2 separate regions of the Homo sapiens genome follow, and region 1 is linked to region 2. The links are chromatin loops, found by intact Hi-C in ENCODE. Cell type or tissue: mammary epithelial cell. All regions are shown on one strand. Each heading gives the region's core, and the rest is flanking DNA. Links, peaks and the distances in the headings are about the cores only.

Region 1 (4,382 bases), core at 251-4,250, 170 kb after region 2:
TGTCAGTGTGGAAGAATCTACAACTCACGTTGTTGCAACATGGTGGCTGCTCTGGGTGACAGTGAGGCACCCACCACAGGAGGTATAGAAGACGTAGCTGGTGCCTACCTGCCCACCAAGCTAGAGAAGAGAGTCCTCTGTGGGACCAGATGACCCAACCCCTGTCCTAAGGCTCCAACAATTCAAATATTGTATGAACAAGCCATGGCAAGGGGAAGGAAGGCCAGTCTTCCAGACAGGATCAGGCCGCATAGGCTGTGACCACCCAGTGCTGTAGCTGGGTAGCAGCAGCACTCTATGAAAAGGATGATTAATTTAGTAAAAATATGGAGAGCCTTTGGTGTGCTCTCTTTAGGCAGGCAAGAGCCATAAGCATGGCACAGGTGCAGGTGCAGGGGTGACACCAATGACCAGGAATTCTGCTGAAGCCTCATCCGAGATTGCCTCCTTTGGCGTGGGCTAACAGATGCACCCCCAGCACAGCCAGTGGGACACTGGGATTTTGAGCACAGGGTGGCTGAGAAAAGGCCTAGAAACTGCATGGGGCCTGAGTGCCAGGAGAGGTGCCAATAGCTTGAGGCTCCCCCAAACTCAGGACCCAGGAGCCAATGGTCCTTCTCTGGCCCCTCCCTGAACTAGTGTCCACCAGGTGGAGGGTTGGGGCTTGATCCAGCTTCTTGGATGCATGAGGAAGCCCCTGACCCCCCCCCCTCTCTCTCCCCTCCTGAACTCAGAATACCTCCACTTGTTGCCAAGCCTCCCCGCCCATCCTAAGGTGGATACTGAGGGGAAATGTGCAGATCTTCAAGGAACTTAAGGTCTTTGGAATCTAAAGCCGCTGTGAACCCAAGGTGAAGGCCACAGAGCTGAGAGGAGCTAGGAGGAGAAAACTGCTCTGAGAGTGGGCATGCAAGCTGGGAGGGAGGCAGGCAGAGAGCTGGGCACACCCTGCTCAAAAAGGGGCTTGGTCGTGGGGAGCAACCAGGGCTTCACGAGGGGCATCTGCAGAGCCACGTCCCTACGTCTTCTGCAGGTAAACTAAATCCTTACCTGGGTACCCAGATGGGCCAGCTGCTGCCAGCATCATTTTCTGAGGATTTACTTGTGACACACCCTCCAGGAAGCCTGCCTTCTCTGACTCATATTGAGTTCTGTGCAGTCTGCTATGCTTCATTCCCTGGTGAGTCTCTGCTAAAAACTTTTCTTTCCTGCTAAAACCTCACTTCCCAGAGGGCAGGAGGTGTGGGTTTTACTTCCCCAAATCTTCCCCAACACCTTGGCTGAGCTGGCTGTGCAGCCCAAGAGGCAGTGCCACTTCCTATACAGTGACCAAGTGTGGATGGAAACAAGAGCTAAGAAACACGCTGTCTGCCTTCCAGTCACTTCCCTGACGGGTCAGTCCTTATAGACTGGAAACAGCTGCCGGCCTTCCAGTCACTTCCCCAACGGGTCAGTCCTTATAGATTGGAAACACGCTCTCTGCCTTCCAGTCACTTCCCCAACAGGTCAATCCTTACAGACTGGAAACACGCTGCCTGCCTTCCAGTCACTTCCCGGACGGGTCAGCCCTTATAGACTGGAAGCATTTTGTCTCAGCTCTCTTTCTTGGAGAGGAGTTGGGGAAGCTCTCATGTGGGCAGGAGGAACTAAACCCAGGTCACCCAGTTAGTGGCTGAGCCAAGACAAGAGTCACTACAGTAAGAGGAACTGCTGCTTGCTGAGTGGCGGCACATGCCAGCCCAGGGCCAAGCACTTCACGGACACCTCCTCAAGTCCCTCAAGCAGCCCTAGGAGGCAGGGTGACTGGCTCGAGGTCTTTCAGTTGGGAAACAGCAGAACCAGGTCTCAAACCCAGGAGCACCTGACCCCTAAGCCCCTGCCTCTTTGTCCAAGTGTGCTGGAGTCCAAGCCACACCCCTTCCAAAGCCGTACCCACGGCCCATGTCTTCAAGCCCAGGTGTCCCAGTTCCCACCTCCCAGGCTCCCACTGCTGCACTCACCTCTCCAGGGTATGGCCTCTTTATGTTCTGAATAGGAAGGGACTGGGGCCGGGGGCCCGGGTAGGTCTGCTGGGGCATCCGCTGCCCGTGTGTGCCAAAGGGGCTGATGCCGGGCGGCCGGGGCTGGTTCATGCCCATGGGAGGGCCGCTCATCCCCGAGGGCGTCATGCCAGCCGCCATGCTCGCGGGGTTCATGCTGCCCCCCATGGAGGCAGGCCCCCGCGGCCCGGGCTGGTTCATGAATTGGCTGTTATACGCCTGGGTGGGACCCATCTGGAAAGAGGAACAGACCTTCAACGGGAGAAGAAAAAAAAAAGAATAAAATGCCACATGCATTGAAAGTGCAGGGAGGGAAGGGTTGGGGAGGTGGAGGAGTGGGGAGGGGGCACTGTCCTGTGCGGCAGTGACTGGTGACCAACCAGGCCCCAGGGGAGCAGGATCCACCCAGGCTCACTGCTGCCCTCTGCAGCCGCACAGGAGAGATGCAGCTCAGGGGTGTTAGGGGATGGGGTGGGGTGGGGTGAGGTGGTCACTCCGATGCACAGGCAGCATTTCCAGGGAGGGAGGCAGGCAGAAAACCAGGAAAGTGTGCAGGGACAGGGAGGGGTATGGGAGGGTGGAGGTAGATGAGGGTGGAGGCAGGAGCCCGAGTGAGACTGCAGCCCCTTTCCTGGAAGCCCTGGCCCTGCCCTTGGTCCTGGGCCAGTGGAGGCACACCCTCCATCCCCAAAGTTGGCCTCAGCCCAGCTTCCACTTCTGCCCCTCTGCCCTGCAGTTCCCACCTCCTCACCTCCTGTTCTGCATTCCTATGGGGGCTCCCCTCTCCTCATCCCCTAACCCATCCTTCAGAAGGTCAGGGAGCAGCACTGGGGCCTGCGCAGACCCACAGATAGGGTGACTAGGAGGGCACTGGTCTCAGAGGCAATCCAGGAGACAGACCGGTCACAAGACTATTTTTAGACATTGAGCCCACTCCTTGGTGAGTTGGGGGCCCAGAGAGCCATGTAGAACCTTTTCCCCATATGCAGTTGTACATGAGCCACCAACACACAGAACAAACACCAGCACCCATACACCCCACCACACCCAAGCACACTGACACGCCCCATTCTAGACATGCGCCATTCTAAACACACAGACCTCCACATGCTTCCATGAAAGCCCAAATGCACCCTAATGCAGTCAGCTCTCCCAGCACACATGGCCCCATAAGCACTGACATCCCAACTCTGGTTTCCCAGGGCTGTCTGCCTGGCTGGCTGGGCAAGGCTGGACCAGGATTAGTGGGAACCCTTACCGGTCCATACTGGTTTATATCCTTGTTCTGTGTCTCCTGCAGGGCTGCCACAGTGGCCGTGGCTGTGGCTGTAGCTGTGGCTGCTGCTGCTGCCACTGCCGCTGCTGCAGCGGCTGCCGCGGGCTGAGTGAAGTCAGCAGGCGGCCTGGTGTGCGGAGGGATGCCCATGCCTGCGGGGGCGTTAGGACCCCCAGGGTAACTGCAGGGGGAGAAGGGTGGAAGAGTTAGGTACTGCCTGCATCTGAGGGGAACTGAGGGCAAGCTGTGGGCTGGAAGGGAGATGATGGAGCTGTACCCAGAACCTAGAGGGGACGGGGCCTCTTGGGATTGGCAGCCATTCATTTGTGCCACTTGGCAACGACCAGGCTGCTGTGCTCCTGGAGCCCTTGGGGGTGCCTGCACCCTCACTGCATGCTGTCGGGGCCCTGGTGAGCCCATCTTCTGAAGGACACTGAGTCTCAGAGAACCTGAGCAACTTGCCCAAGGCCCTGCAGCATTGATGGCGGAGCTGCGGCTGCAGCTGCAGGTGTTTCTGATCCCTGTGTTTAACCACCAGGTCATATAGCTGTGCCAACCCCAGGCCAGAAACCCAGCCAGGGCTGGTGAGGGCTGAGGCCAAGGTGGGGGTCTTAGGCAGGGCGGGGTGGAAAGAGGAGAATGGGCACCTCTGCTCGCCTCACACCACTCCCCAGAGCTCCATATCCTGGGAGTCCCTGCCCTTTTCTTCCCAGCCAAGGGACTCGCAGTCTCTGCATAGTTCTGCTTTCACCAATCAGCAAGGCAGAGCAGATATTCCCAGACTGCTTCACTGTCTTTGGGCAACTGGACCCCATCTATACCTGCTCTTCGACTTTCCCAATCCAGATTTTCTCAATATTTTCCTATTCATTAAAGACAAAATTTAGAGAAGGGTTGTTTTGAGGTTTTGAGGAGTAAGAATGTCACCTCTCTATTTCTACGAGTCTGACGACTGTCAGAACACAGGCCAACTGCTGCAGCGCCTTATCTGCAGGCCAGCCCTGGGAGCCAGGGATGACTGAGCCCCTTCAACTCATGTAACAACAGAGGATAACTTCTCAGGGCAG
Region 2 (4,382 bases), core at 196-4,195:
CATTGGGAGGGTAGGAAGGACACTGAGAAGCCAGAAGCCATGTTCATCACATAATTTGTTTCCCTAAACCAAAAGGTGATAGTGGAGTGGAAATAAAGCTTGCAAGAGGAAGAGTATAGAAACCTGAAAAATCAGGGCTGGAAGAGGACTTCATTTTCTTTTTATTTTATTTTTTGGAGATAGGGTCTTGCTCTGTTGCCCAGGCTGGTGTGCAGTGACATGATCATAGCTCACAGCAGCTTCAACTTCCCTCGCTCAAGAGATCCTCCTACCTCAGCCTCCTGAGTAGCTGGGACTACAGACACACACCACCACACCCGGCTAATTTTTAATTATTTTGTAGAACATTTCAAAACTTTCTATGCTGCCCAGCTGGTATCGAACTCCTGAGCTCAAGCGATCCTCTGGCCTTTGCCTCCCAAAGTGCTGGGATTATAGGTGTGAGCCACTGGGCCCTGCCTGGGAGAGGACTTTGAAAGTCTCATAGTTTAATTCACTTGTGTTGCTGTGATTCCTTCCTCATCTGTCTTCCACGGTGACATTCAGTCTCAGCTTGTATACCTCAGACCAAGGGGAGCTCACTCCTCCAGAGTAACCCACATTCATTCTAGAGACGTCTATAACCCCTGGAAGTCTCTCTTCATATTGAGTCGGAACATTCCTTCCTGTGTCTTCTCCCATGGGCCCAGCCCTCCCCTCTGGGATATCCAGGACACATCTGCTTCATCTGTCCTAAATCTGAGTCCAACAGGAATGTGTAAACAGTGATTGCATTTCCCAAAGACTTCTCTGGAACAAACTGACCACTCACAGGCCTGTCACCTCAAAGATGGTGGTCACAGAAGGGCCCCAACATCTGGAGTGGGGAGCTGGGGAGGCCCTTGAGGAAGCCATCTTGAAGCTGGAGGGCATCCGATGAGCATCTTCCCTGGAAGCATTGGTTGGTCTCCAGGTCAGTCACAGTTTACTGCTTAGAAACAAATGGCCTCAGTCACAGGGAGGAGCCCCAGGCCCCTCACGCATGTGTTTATTGGAAGGATATGATCTCCCACACATAGAAACACTGCCTCCTCCCACCTCATCAGTTCCCACAGAGCTCTGCAGTGCCTAGGGAAGGCCACGTGCCCTGCAGCTTTAGTTCCTGAGGTCTAGGCTGCTCCCATCTGGCCACACACATCCAGTCCCCCTCATCTAGTCCCAGGCCTGATCCCCCACCACCTAAGAGGTCTGCAAAGGGTGGGGCAGTACACCATGATAGAAGGGGTCTGGGCTGGAGTCTGAGCCCTCCAGGGATCCTGCTCTGCTCAGATAAGTATGCCTTTCAGAGCCTCAGTTTCCCTTATCTGAAAAACAGTGAAAGGAACTCATTTGAGGAGGTGCTCGGGGAATGGGAAGTACCGAGCACATGGTAGCTTCCTAACAGGCTTGTGTATTACGGTATCTTATTGATGAGGTCTTCCCTTCACCTTCCCTGATTTTCAGAATCCATTGAGGGGGTTTCAAATCCCATGTTCTAGCAATCCTGCAATTTGATGGCAAATAGTAACGTTCCTACCATGGAAACACTCTGGAAATCCTGCCTTCCTCCAAGAAGGCCTCACATGTTGATCAGACAGGCTGGTGGTCCTATGCTCTCCTCAACCCCTCTCCCCAGCTTTTATAGATCTTGTAGTAGATGACTGTAGTTGTGCCTTCCCCTCCCCTTCTTGGGAACTGTTCCACCCCATGCACACGCCTATAGAGGGGGCCCTAGCAGTATTATCACCCTTCCTCTGGGGCTTCTTTGACCTCAGGACAAGCTGGATTAGGCAGAGTTCTTCCCTCAGATTCACTGGGTTGGAAGTGGAAGAATCCCAATCCTTCCTTCTCCAGGGTGTGCAGGTCTGGAGCTGCTGCCAGTGTGCAGTGCAGGGAGAGAGCTGAGAGGGAGGGAAACAGAGAGAAGAGACACAGCATATTTGAGTTCCTGGTTTCTGTGTTCTTCAGCCCTGTCTGTCTCCTGCTTAGTGACACAAACCATCCTTAGGATCCAAGAGGAGCAGCCCATTTCCAGCCTCTTCTGAGGTCCAGCTGATCGGACTTTGAGTGGACGTTTGACCACGGAGAATTAATCCAGAAGCCAGGCAGGTCCACTATCTCCTAGAGCTGGAACATAGAGTGCCAGGGTCGGGTGTTTCCAGGGCTCCACTGGTGAGCCACCGATAAGCAGACAGAACCTTCAGACTGGTCATGAGGATTCTTACATAACAGAGAAAAACAGAAGTCCCTGGAGCCTGAGGAGGTTGGGGCAGAGAAAGGAAGGAGGCTGGGAGAGGGGCTGCCTGGGCTCCGGCCAGCTTCCCCCTTTGTGTCTTCACTGCCTTGAAAGTCCTGCCCTGGCTGCCCTCAGGTACCATCAGATATTTCTGCATCTATCTGGCAAATCTTCCCTTTTGCTCAAGCTACTTTGCCAGGGCTCTTGTTCCAGGTCCCTGGCTATCCTGTCCTTCAACATGGAGGCAACAGAGTCTGTGATCCCCCATAGGGGGCGCTGGAGAACAAGTTCTCACAATTGACCAAGGAGTTTACAGCCTTTTTTTTTTTTTTTTTTTGAAACAGAGTCTTGCTCTGTCGACTGGACTGGAGTGCAGTGGCTGCAACCTCCGCCTCCCGGTTCAAGCGATTCTCCTGCCTCAGCCTCCTGAGTACCTGGGATTACAGGTACACACTACCACTCCAGGCTAATTTTTGTACTTTTTAGTAGAGACGGGGTTTCACCATGTTAGCCAGACTGGTCTTGAACTCCTGACCTCAGGTGATCCGCCTGCCTCGGCCTCCCAAAGTGCTGGGATTACAGGCGTGAGCCACCATGCCCAGCCTACAGCCTTCTTTTGTTCAATTGAGATATGATTCACATAACATATCACTCACCTTTTTAAAATACAACATTTAGTGTTTTCTAGTGTATTCACAGAGTTGTGCAACCGTTACCACTATCTAATTCCAGGACATTTTCATCACCCCGAAATGAAACCCCATACTCTCTAGTGGTCACTTGCCATTATCCCTCCACCCTCCCCAGCCCCTGGCATCCAACAAGCTGCTTTCTGTGTCTACAGATTTGCCTATTCTGGACATTCATATAAATAGAATCATACAAAATTTGACCTTTTAAGTATGGCCGTTTTCACTTACCATAACGTTTTCAAAGTTTATTTATGTTGTAGCATGCATCAGCACTTTACTTTTTGTAATGGCTGAATAATGTTCACATTTTTTTGTACCCATTCATCCATTGATGGATATCTGGGTGATTTCCACTTTTTGTCTATTGCGAGTAGTGCTTCTATGAGCATTTGTGTACAACTATTTAAGTACCTGTTTGTTTTCAATCCTTTTGGGTATAGACTTAGAAGTGGGATTGCTGAGTCATGTGGCAATTCTCTGTTTAACTCGTTGAGGAGCCACCAAACTGTGTTCTTTTTTAAAATTTTTTTTAATTTTTTTTTTTTTTTTGAGACAAGACTCTCCCTATGTCACCCAGGGTGAAGTGCAGTGGCACAATCTCGGCTCACTGTAGTTTCCGCCTCCAGGGTTCAAGTGTTTCTCTTGCCTCAGCCTCCTGAGTAGCTGGGATTACAGGCGCTTGTCACCACGTCTGGCTATTTTTTGTATCTTTTAGTGGAAATGGGGTCTCACCATGTTGGCCAGGCTGGTCTCGAATTCCTGACCTCAAGCGATCTGCCTTCCTTGGCCTGCCAAGGTGCTGGGATTACAGGCGTGAGCCACTGCTCCCAGCCCCAAACTGTTTTCTATAGTGGCTGCACCATTTTACATTTCTACCATCAATGTTTGAGGGTTCCAATTTCTCCACATCTTTGCCTATCCCAGTGGGTACGAAGTGGTATCTCACAGAGGTTTTGATTTGCATTTCCCAAATGACTAATGATATTGAGCATTTTCTCATGCACCTATTGGCCATTTGTATGTCTTCTTTAAAGAAATATTTGTTTTCCCATTTTAAAAATTGGGTTATTTGATTTGTTTTCATTTGTTTTAATTTTTTAATTTAATTTTTTTTTTTTTTTTTTTTTTTTTTTTTTTTTTTTTGAGACGGAGTTTTGCTCTGTCGCCCAGGCTGGAGTGCAGTGGCGCGATCTCGACTCACTGCAAGCTCCGCCTCCCGGGTTCACGCCATTCTCCTGCCTCAGCCTCCCGTGTAGCTGGGACTACAGGCGCGCGCCACCATGCCCGGCTAATTTTTGTATTTTTAGTAGAGACGGGGTTTCACCATGTTAGCCAGGATGGTCTCGATCTCCTGACCTCGTGATCCGCCCGTCTCAGCCTCCCAAAGTGCTGGGATTACAGGCGTGAGCCACCACGCCCGGCCTTAATTTAATTTT

Evidence for each region. A loop is a pair of places that touch in the nucleus more often than their neighbours do. Peaks named below come from ENCODE experiments on the same cell type or tissue, not always from the same donor. Only the 100,000 strongest peaks of a DNase experiment are listed, where the experiment ranks them.
Region 1: it touches region 2 in a loop (14-fold over the local background); 4 of 110 quality-filtered maps call a loop at or near these places.

Annotation. Positions count from the first base shown.
Region 1 is chr10:79,291,272-79,295,653 of GRCh38, reverse strand. It overlaps ZMIZ1 (zinc finger MIZ-type containing 1), which reads right to left. Exons shown (of 25, transcript NM_020338.4): 11 at 3,298-3,496; 12 at 2,001-2,273. Among named protein-coding and RNA genes, the nearest start is that of PPIF, 54 kb to the left of the region's middle. RefSeq lists cis regulatory regions at 1,022-1,852, 1,137-1,898 and a silencer at 2,506-2,565. In mammary epithelial cell, for the core only: a CTCF peak has its summit at 2,463 (motif pointing left); a DNase peak (open chromatin) is centred at 1,153.
Region 2 is chr10:79,465,728-79,470,109 of GRCh38, reverse strand. No RefSeq gene overlaps it. Among named protein-coding and RNA genes, the nearest start is that of ZCCHC24, 22 kb to the right of the region's middle. In mammary epithelial cell, for the core only: a CTCF peak has its summit at 2,514 (motif pointing right); a DNase peak (open chromatin) is centred at 2,529.